Linked DNA regions of Homo sapiens: region 1 is linked to region 2. A link is an interaction called in ENCODE POLR2A ChIA-PET data of the cell type or tissue named here. Cell type or tissue: OCI-LY7. All regions are shown on one strand. Each heading gives the region's core, and the rest is flanking DNA. Links, peaks and the distances in the headings are about the cores only.

Evidence for each region. ChIA-PET counts read pairs that join two places held together with the same protein. Peaks named below come from ENCODE experiments on the same cell type or tissue, not always from the same donor. Only the 100,000 strongest peaks of a DNase experiment are listed, where the experiment ranks them.
Region 1: POLR2A ChIA-PET joins it to region 2 with 10 read pairs; 1 of 35 experiments calls an interaction of 5 or more read pairs at or near these places.

Annotation. Positions count from the first base shown.
Region 1 is chr1:24,476,793-24,482,007 of GRCh38, forward strand. No RefSeq gene overlaps it. Among named protein-coding and RNA genes, the nearest start is that of RCAN3AS, 23 kb to the right of the region's middle. RefSeq lists an enhancer at 4,389-4,498. In OCI-LY7, for the core only: no CTCF peak of the experiment used is centred there; a DNase peak (open chromatin) is centred at 4,529; H3K4me3 peaks cover 1,200 bases; H3K27ac peaks cover 1,212 bases.
Region 2 is chr1:26,296,475-26,301,957 of GRCh38, forward strand. It overlaps UBXN11 (UBX domain protein 11), which reads right to left. Exons shown (of 15, transcript NM_001389556.1): 3 at 5,220-5,248; 4 at 4,452-4,550; 5 at 1,488-1,588; 6 at 953-1,007; 7 at 445-521. Among named protein-coding and RNA genes, the nearest start is that of UBXN11, 7.4 kb to the right of the region's middle. In OCI-LY7, for the core only: no CTCF peak of the experiment used is centred there; a DNase peak (open chromatin) is centred at 3,007; H3K27ac peaks cover 2,840 bases.

The DNA of each region.
Region 1 (5,215 bases), core at 216-5,215, 1.8 Mb before region 2:
TCTGGTTGTGTGTTTACATCTGAAAGCCATTGGAGTTTATTCTGGTGCACAGTTCAAGGTATGGATCCAACTTTATTCTGCTGAGATAGCTACCAAGCTATGCCAATACCATTTATGGAATAGTCCAATTTGCCCTGAAGAATTGGATGCCACTTCTATAATACACTAAATATCTATAGTTTTGGGACTTGCCATTCTGTTCCAGTGGTCTGCCTATACATTCACCAGTAACACTGTTCCAATTATCAAGGCTTTCCAATATGTTTCCAATCTGTTTGGGCAAGTCTCAGCTCCTTGCTCTTCTTCAAACTTATTTTGTCAAATCAGAACATAGGAAGGAAAAAAAAATACCCTACTATCCTGTCATTTCATTTAAAAAAGACATTAACACCAAAACAGTAAGAAGAACAAAATCTCAGATAATAATCCTTTAAACTGAATAATTTAGCTTTATGAAAAATGTCAGACATTGTCATTATTTGCCTATTTTGCTGCAAGCCGGTAAGATGAGACCAGCATTGTAGAGCCACGCTTGGTCTTGGTATAGGTGTAAGGAGAGGGAGGGCCACAGAGAGGATGTCACTGGCTAGTCAGTTGCAGGCTCAGAACTTTAACTCAGGTCTTATGATCTCTGGTCTCATCCTCTTAACACCGCCTACATTCTAGGTCCACTACCCTTTATTGAGCTTTCACTCTGGGCAGGCACTTTACATACTTTATGCATTTTCTTCTCACAACGGCCCCACAAGGAAGCTGTTCAACCCCTGTTATATGATACACATGTGGAAACGGAGGTTCAGGGAAGTTCAGTAATTTGTCCAAGGCCACCTGGTGGGTAAGTGGCAGAGCCTGGATTCAAACCTACATATGACTGATTTCAAAGTCTGTATTTTAAAAAAAATTTCAGTCCTCTATGTATCAATAGACTATTATTTTAAATTCTTTATTTTTATTTATTTTTTGCATAGAATGAAACTTCCTTGGGTTCTGAGTAGCATGACAGCTATTAGCTTGTCAGTCTTCATAAACTCCCTGGGCCAGGCCATCTGTCCTTTCATTGATATACGTAGTGTATCATTTCTTTTTCTTTTTTCTTTTTCTTTTCTTTTCTTTTATTTTTTGAGACGGAGTTTCGCTCTTATTGCCCACGCTGGAGTGCAATGGTGCGATCTCAACTTACGGCAACCTCTGCTTCCTGGGTTCAAGCGATTCTCCTGCCTCAGCCTCCCGAGTAGCTGAGATTACAGGCGCCCACCACCACGCACAGCTAATTTTTGTATTTTAGTAGAGACGGGGTTTCACCATGTCGGTCAGGCTGGTCTTGAACCCCTAACCTCAGGTGATCCACCTGCCTCTGCCTCCTGAAGTGCTGGGATTATAGGCATGAACCACTGTGCCCAGCATGTATCATTTCTTTATTTTATTTTATTTATTTATTTTGAGACAGGGTCTCACTCTGTCACCCACACTAGAGAGCAATAGTGTGATCACGGCTCACTGCAGCCTCGACTTCCTGGGCTCAAGTGGTCCTCCCACCTCAGCCTCCTGTGTAGCTGGGATTACAGGAGGGACCACCAGGCCCAGCTAATTTAAAATTTTTTTTTAATTTTTTTAGAAAAATTTAGAGACAGGATTTGCCATGTTGCCCAGGTTGGACTTGAATTCCTGAACTCCAGCAATCTGCCTGCCTTGGCCTCCCAAAGTGTGGGATTACAGGCGTGAGCCACTCTGCCTAGCCCAGGTATGTATCATTTCTTAGGCAGTCATGTCCATCAGGGTCAAGTCAGGAGACAGAAGCCACAGCAGTTATTGGAACAGAAAATTTAACATAAATAATTGTTAACTAGGGTTGGATGCAGTGGCTCACGCCTGTAATCCTAGCACTTTGGGAGGCTGAGGTGGGAGGATTGCTTGAGCTCAGGAATTCAAGACCGGCCTGGGCAACATAGTGAGACCCTGTCTCTACAATAAATACATACATAATTGTTAACTAAGTATACATTTTTTTTTTTACAAGGTAACTGAAAGGGTGAAAGAGGGCTAAGGTATTGTGGAGAGGACACTGTCAGAAGCTGCCACCCCTAGGGCTGGGGGAAGACAGGTAACAGGTTGGAATCATTAAAATGCAGGTGCCTGGAGGAGGGGCCCTGTGGAGCTGAAACTCAAGCACTGAGGAGGCAGCCTCACTAGCTGATGCTGTGTCTCAGCTTAGAGGAGAGGCCCTATAAAAAGGAGACCCAGGCCAGGTGCAGTGGCTCACGCCTGTAATCCCAGCACTTTGGGAGGCCGAGGTGGGCAGATCACCTGAAGTCAGGAGTTCGAGACCAGCCTGGCCAAGATGGTGAAACCCCATCTCTACTAAAAATACAAAAATCAGCTGGGCGTGGTGGTGTATGCCTGTAATCCCAGCTACCTAGGAGGCTGAGGCAGGAGAATTGCTTGAACCCGGGAGGTAGAGGTTGCAGTGAGCCGAGACTGCACCACTGCACTCCAGCCTAGGTGACAAAGCAAGACTCCGTCTCAGGGAAAAAAATAAAAAAAAGGAGACCCAGACCCATGAGGCTCTGGATGAGCCCTGGAGACCACAGATTGAAAAAGAGACACTCCCTGACCTTAAGTGGGAGAGAAAACAATTATTTAACCATGCCAAGAATATCTGTTAGTGGTTCCTGTTCAACATGGCAACCTAGGCACACACATTCACCTCCTCTCTGCCCCAGAGTGGCTCTGAGCTCAGACAGTAAGTGAGAAGAACAAGTGTGCTATGGGCAGCAATCTGGATTAAAGGGAAGACTATTTATAGGTCCTGTGGACACAGAACAACATCAGCCCCAGAGGGAACCCTAAGAATTACTCTAAACAGCGGAAGATGGCCAGACGCGGTGACTCACACCTGTAATCCCAGCACTTTGGGAGGCCAAGGCGGGTGGTTCACCTGAGGTCGGGAGTTTGAGATCAGCCTCGCCAACATGGTGAAACCCCATCTCTACTAAAAATACAAAAATTAGCCAGGCATGGGAGCACATACCTGTAATCCCAGCTACTCGGGAGGCTGAGGCAGGAGAATGGCTTGAACCTGGGAGGCGGAGGTTGCAGTGAGCCAAGATCACGCCATTGCACTCCAGCCCGGGTGACAGACTGAGACTCCGTCTGAAAAAAAAAAAAAAGAGTGGTAGATTTGGCTGTGGACGGCCCATGGTAGGGATATTGGAGCAGCAGGCAAGGAAACGAATGGACCTCCAGCTCTGTTCTGTCGGGAGACAGACCTATGGAGAGCTGGAGCCGAGTCCCATGTCCTTCAGCAGATGTCTTGTCCCAAGGCAGCCAGCAGCTCCATGCTCATGCACCTGAGGAGGAAGCCGATGACCAGGCCTGCTCACTTCCTCCAAGATGAAAATCCCCCCTCACATTCAGGGGATGATGGTACGCCTTCGGGTAAACAAATGCACACAACTGCAAAGGAAATCTCTAGTAAGTACTGTAGTTCTTTATTTATAAATGGGATTGTCCACCAAGAATCGCAAGACATTTGAGGAAATTCAACAGCTTGAAAGAGAGAGACTAAAATGACTGAGGCCGGGCACAGTGGTTCACACCTACAATCCCAGCACTTTAAGAGGCCGAGGCGGGAGGATTGCTTGAGACCGGGAGTTTGAGACCAGCCTGGGCAACCTGGTAAAACAATGCACACAATGCATGGTGCATGAGAGGCCCTGTCTCTACAAACGGTGAGACCCTGTCTCTACAAAAATACAAAAAATTAGATGGGCATGGTGGTGCACACTTGGAGTCCCAGCTACTTGGGGAGCCGAGGTGGGAGGATCACCTGAGCCCATTGATATGGAGGCTGCAGTAAGCCATGATTGCACCACTGCACTCTAGCCTGAGCGACAGAGCAAGACCCTGTCTCAAAAAATTTAAAAAATAAAATAATTGAGTTAATATAAGAATGGCAGGATAATGCAGACAGGGCAGTGGTTCATTAAATTACTTTCTCTATTTTATGTCTACATGAAGTGGTTTTTGAGACTGAGCTCCGCTCTTGTCACCCAGGCTGGAGTACAATGGTGCGATCTCGGCTCACCACAACCTCTGCCTCCCGGGTTCAAACGATTCTCCTGCCTCAGCCTCCCAAGTAGCTGGGCCTACAGGCATACGCCACCACGCCTGGCTGATTTTTGTATTTTTAGTAGAGATGGGGTTTCACCATCTTGGCCAGCTGGTCTCGAACTCCTGACCTCAGGTGATCCGCCCACCTCGGCCTCCCAAAGTGCTGGGATTACAGGTATGAGCCACTGCGCCCAGCCTATGTGAAGTTTTCATAGTAAAAAATGAAAAGTAAGTGTCACTGAGCACTTACTAGGAGCTAAGCACTGGATATACAGTGGAGAAGGAGAGAGAGTGCCCCTCCCCCATGCAGAGCAGTCAGAAATTAAAGCAAACCACATAAAGTGTGGTGAATGTTATAACTGAGGGAGCAATGACACTTCACAGTGTCAGGACGAAGCAGGAAGCGAGAGAACCAAGAAAGGGAAATGGAAGCTGTGGGGGTGGCCCTAGCAGTGACAGAGCAGGCAGTGTATCTTGTGCCTGGAGGCTTTCCTTTCCCCAGGACCCAGTGCAAAATGAAAATGGAGGGGCCCTTAGTTCAAAAACCAAGAAAAAGTGCCACCAAGGGACTTCTAAAAGCTTTTTTCTCTCTTTAACAACAGTCTCTCTCTTGACTTTTTAAATGTGTTACTTAATGTCATTTTCAGTAAAGGCAAATTAAAATTTTAAATGATTAGCATGAATTTTTTACCCATTCATCTTTGTTTTCTGCAATACCCATTTTAAATGCAAATATAAGAGCACTTAACTCGTATCTGTAATCACTGTAGTATAGAATTTGTGTTTCATAGCTCATACATACGTATTTTGTTCTTACCAGAACAGTGAGAACCCTGCATGAAACACACTCAACTGTGTTTATTTCATTTATTGATTGCACACATTCTACCACCTCTCTCTGCCTTCAGCTTGTTGATGAGTCAAGAAGGACTAAAAGGAAACGCCAGAAGTCCCAGCTACTCAGGAGGCAGAGGCAGGAGGATCGCTTGAGCCCAGGAATTTGACTCTACAGAAACTAAACATTATTAGCCAGGAGTGGTGGCACATGCCTGTGGTCCTATCTGCTCAGGAAGCTGAGGTGAGAGGATGGCTCGAGCCCAGGAGT
Region 2 (5,483 bases), core at 269-5,268:
ATTTCAGCAGAGGGAACAGCAACAGCACGGCCCAAGGCCCTGAGGTGGGAAGCAGCTCCATGAGGTCAAAGACCCAGAGGAAGGGCCTCATGGCTGGAGGGGAGAGTGGTTCAAGCTAAGATGAAGAGGCATGCAGGGGCCAGCCCGCAGGGGCCACAGCGAGGACTGTAGAATTCAGTTCAGTGGGAGCCATGAGGTCTGCTAAGCAGGGGAGAGGCATGTTCAGAGGGCCCAAAAGCAGGGGTGTGCCCCAGCCCCAGACACCTCCCTGGCTCTTTAAAGTCTGGGCCAGTCCTGGGTAGGGAAATGCAGGGCAGGGTCCCTGGGTGGGATGTGACGAGGAGAGGCCCAGAGAGGTGGGCTCGGACCCAGCTCCTGAGGAACATGCCGTGAAGAGCTGGGGACTGCTGGCTGCCCGCATCCCCCGGGGCCCAGCTCTCTCACCTCCATCTCCCTGACCTGCCGCTGCAGCTGCACACACATCGTCTCCAGTTCCTCCTGCCGCTGCAGGGTTGCCTCGGCTTCAGGGAAAGACAGGGACAGGCTTCAGCTGCCCCAGCAAGACACTGCCAGGTCACCTCTGCCCTGAGGGTCATCTGGAGAAGCTGTTCTGGGGATCCCCCAAGAACTGCCTCTTGGCCCCCCACCTCTCTGGCCTCTCCTCTGACCCCGTGGCGGTGCCTTGATGGGCCCTAGGAGGCTGCCACTCCCCTCAGAGCCTCCTCTCCTCCACACTTCAGATGGGACTCGGTCCCATGTAGGAGGGCATGGAGTGACTCCAGCACTGTCCTGGATATGCTGCAGCCCCTCTGTGGGCTCAGCTGTCCAGACCCCACCAAGTAGTCAGCTTGATGCTCTTGATGCCAGAAGCCATTGTGAAGCTTCCAGGAGCCCTGGGCCCAGGGGAGGTGCCTGACTGGGGGCGCAGGTCAGCCCTCCAAGAGCCCCCTACCTGGGTGTGGCCGGAGGGTCTGCACCAGGTCCTCTAGGGCCGCTATCTTCTGATCCTGTAGCATAAGACACAGGGTGAGCACAGGGCCTGTGGTTCCCAGAGCCCTGCCCAGACAGGAAGCTCCAGAGCTTTGCCTATGTTGGATGCTGGGGAGCAGCAAGCCCCTGCCACCCTTTGGCACAGCCACTTCTCCCGGACCTCAGATAACCCTCGCAGTTCCTCTGAGGTAGGGAGAGGTGCGGCCCACACCTGAGGACCCCCACATCTGAGGGTGCCGCGCTCTGCTCAGCAGTCCACTGTGCCACCCAGTCCAGGGTCTACTGGGTCCTGCTCAGCTGAGGGGAAGACCCCCCAGCCTCTCGGCTCAGGTCACAGGACCTAGATCAGGCCCAGGCCACACCTGGTCCTCGAACTGGGCAGGTCAGTGTGGTAGACGGTTCTAGAATCACCCACCCTAGTCCAACTCCTGGCCTCCCCAGCCCAGTCCCTCCACCTCTCAGACCGGCCCCTGGCCCTCTCCCACCTGGAGCCCCACCTTGGACAGTATCTCATCAGTCTGGGCCTTCACCTGCTGCTCCAGGTCCCACAACTTCCTCGTCATGAAGGCCATCAGCTCCGAGTCATGGGATGCAGGGACTGCCAAGCACACAAAGTCTTTAGAGCCCAGACCTAGAGCCGAGGCTGAGTTGTGGGGGGGAGGGAGGAGGATAGGGGTCCCAGGAATGGAAATGAAGGTACTGAGAGCAGCTCCCACTGGCATCATAGGAACTGTTCTAAACACTTCATGTAGATCAACCCCCTGTAATCCTTGAAACACACCCAGGAGGTAAATGAACTGTTTTAGGAAACTGAGACACAAAGGGATCAAGTAATTTGTCCAACATATACAAGGAAGTGGTGTAACATATGGGTGACATCACCCTGAAGCATTGCCAAGAATTTCACCCTCGATCTAATCAAACCTCCAAATCTAGTGTCCAGTTGGTACGCAAAACAGCAGATAGAGGAGTGAGGCAAATACCCCACGGGCAAACTGCCAGACAAAGCCAGAATGCGGGGTGCTGTAGAAAACAGTAGCCAGGGCCGGGCATGCGGTGGCTCATGCCTGTAATCCCAGCACTTTGGGAGGCCAAGGCAGGTGGATCACTTGAGGCCAGGAGTCCAAAACCAGCCTGGCCAACATGGTGAAACCCTGCCTCTACTAAAAATACAAAAATCAGCCGGGCGTGGTGGCAGGTGCCTGTAATCCCAGCTACTCGAGAATCGCTTGAACCCAGGAGGCGGAGGTTGCAGTGAGCCAAGATCGCACCACTGCACTCCAGCCTGGGTAACAGAGTGAGGGACTCTGTCTCAGAAAAAAAAAAAAAAAAAAAAAAGTATGAAAATGGAAAAGAAGAGAAACCTACAGGAAGAAGCAGGCCTTTTCCTTTTCTTCCCCTAGACAGTGTCCTTTCTATGTATGAAGCAGGAACCGCGGCCATCATCCTACAACCACATGAGGCTGACATGTCAAGGCAGGTTCAGTGGAAAGATGGAGAAACCTGAGCCCCTGATGATGTCTTGGAGTCACTGAATTAACACCCCTGGAGCTGCCTCTTTAGGATTTCTTTGCATGTGGGATAACAAAACTTCCTTAATGTTCTTGTTGGCTGAGGAAGGGTTTTCTTTGACTTATAGTTAAATGCATCTTAATTGACAAACATTTGGGAACTGTCTACACATGGAGTGCAGGTGAGCTCACTGGGGCACAGTGGACACAGAGGAGAATCCAGGCCAGAGGAACATCACATTGAAAAGCTGAGGGCCTGGGTGCAGTGGCTCGCACCTGTAATCCCAGCACTTTGGGAGGCCGAGGCGGGCAGATCACTTGAGACCAGGAGTTCGAGACCAGCCTGAGCAACATAGAGAAACCCTGTCTCTACTAAAAATACAAAAATTAGCCAGGCATGGTGGTGTGTGTCTGTAGTCCCAGCTACTTGAGAGGCTGAAGTGGGAGGACTGCTTGAGCCTGACAGGTCGAGGCTGCAGTAAGTAGTGATTTGCACCGCTGCACTCCAGGCTGGGCAACAGAGCAAGGCAGTCTCCAAAAAAAAAAAAAACAAAAAAAAAACCTGAGAGAAAAAAGGAGGTGGTGATGACAGCTAAGAGACAGAGCCTAGAAGCAGAGGGTAATGGGAGGGCAGCAGCTTGGTGCCTAAGAGCTTGGTGGAGGTCCTGAGAAGGAAGGAGCAGTGGACAGTATAGGACACTGCTGGCAGAGAAGTAAAATAAGATAGGCAAGTCCTCATCTGTTACCTTGGTAGGGACAGATATTGGCTGGGAGTGGGAGAGGAGGGGATGACAGGGGAAAGCAGGGAGAGGACACCTGGAGCTCTTTCAAAGAGAGAACCTGGTTGCCATGGTTACTACTGAAAGTGACCTGGCTGGGTATGGTGGCTCATGCCTGTAATCCCAGCACTTTGGGAGGCTGAGGCAGGAGGACTGATTGTGCCTGGGAGGCTGAGGTTGCAGTGAGCCATGATCGCACCACTGCACTCCAGCCTGGATGACAGAGCAAAACCCTGTCTCAAAAAAAATAAAATAAAAAAGAAAGTTGACCCCAGCCAGGGTATAGGAGATCTTGGCTTTGTGGTGAAATGGCCGCAGAACCTTAGGCCAGGCTCTTCCTGTCTCTTTTTCCACCTCAATTCCCTCCTCCGGTAAAATGGAAGGGGCCTGAGGGAGAATCATCAGGCCCTTCCCTATGGCTGGCCTCCTGATGGGCAGCCACCACACTGAGCACCTCGCGTGACAGGCGCTGGCCAGGGGCCCTCCACCGAGGAGCATCTCATTGAATCCTCCCAACACGCTGCCCTCGCTGTTCCCATGCCCACTTCACAGAGGAGGCCTCAGAGACAGAGAGATGCGAAGTTGCTTGCTCAAGATACCACAGCTAGTGAGCTAGTGGAAAGTTCTAACCTTATCCCCAGCATCCCCAGATCCCGCCCAGCACTCTGCAGGGCTCATCCCTGCCTGCCCATGTCTCCCCTTTTCTCAGACCTGCTAAATCCCCACTCTGGGAAGCCACCCTGATTAGCCCCATCCCACTTTAGGTGCCTCCATGAGCTCAGCATTGCCACAGCCCTCTGCCAAGCTAAGCAGACTGTCTAGGCGACTTTGGGCCTTGCCAGAGCCCTGCAGAAGCAGGAAGCTGAGCTCTACCCTCAGACTTCATCCCTCTCTGACCCTGAATCCTGAGCCCACTGATATCACACCTGGTAACTATAGCCACAGCCTGGCCTGGGGCTGGGGCTGGGGCTGGGCCTCGGCCTCCTGAGCTAAGGGTGGGGCTTGTGTGGCTTTATGCCAAGCCAGGTCCCTGCCACAATCAGCCAGGAGTGGAAGCAGCTGCCTCAGACCAAACAGGCGAGAGGAAGGGCCATGCCTCCCTAGGCCTTGCCCCGTCTCTGGGGCCCCCTCCTGCAGCCAGGACCCAGACCCTTCAGGCCTCTGCTCTCACCTTGCCGACTCACAGGGGCACCTATGCCGCCATAGCAGGAAGGGACTGAGATCTTTTCTTCTGAGCCACACCCATCACTCAACATGTCCACCTCATCTTCTGCAGACAGGGATGCCTAGGTCACCGCTCTGGGGCGGAGACCCAGAGGAAACTCAGGCCCTGGGCCCTCGCCAGTGTGACGCGGCCTATGCACTGTGCCCCAGGGAGTTTGAGGAGAGAGAATTCACAAGGCTGGGGAGCAAGGATCCAACCAGAATGGGGCTGTTTTGGAGTTCTTCCAGTCCTGCTCCCAGGGGGACTGGCATGGCCAATGCCAATGCCATGGTGGAGAGTTGGGGGGCAGGGATCCAAAGGCCTGAGCTACAAGAGTCAGGGTGGCAATGTGTGGACAGGCCTCCCGGGAGAAAGGCTGTCACACTGGAGGAGGCTGGAGGGGGAAGGGGGGCTGGGATCCAAACCCCTGGGCTGGGTAATCTCTTGGCCCTCACTTGGTTTCTAGGCACACACTGGCCAGTCCCACAGTGGGTCAAGGGGTTCAAATGTGAGTGGCAACATCTGTGCCAAGGGTATGGGGCCTCCTAATCTGAGAGCTTCCAGGAGGGAAGCCCAGCCCTCAGGGAGGACAGCATGGGAGCTGCACAGAACACGGTGGAGGCCGCTGCTCCAGCTGACAAGGGCCTTTCTCGTGTGATTTCTCTCCATCGGTCCAACTGTAGGAGGTGCAAGCACATGAGAGGCGAAGAGGGCACGAGGGCGGGGCACACTTACCATCTCCATAGATGCGGATTCCTCGCCTCCTGGGAACCCAGGCAGGAAGAAGGAAGAAATATAAGTTAGGGCCCCTGGAATGATACCAGGGATAAGGCTCTGGGCACCGGACTTCAGCCAAAGCTCAAAGAGATGGAAGCAGGGCCTCTAACTCCTGAGGACTTCCAGCCCCAAATCCCAGCCCCAGCCTGGGGTGAGACAAGGGACAGGCTTCGAGGTGTCTGACTTCACCCAGTGGAGAAGGATGGGGAAGGGGTGAAGAGC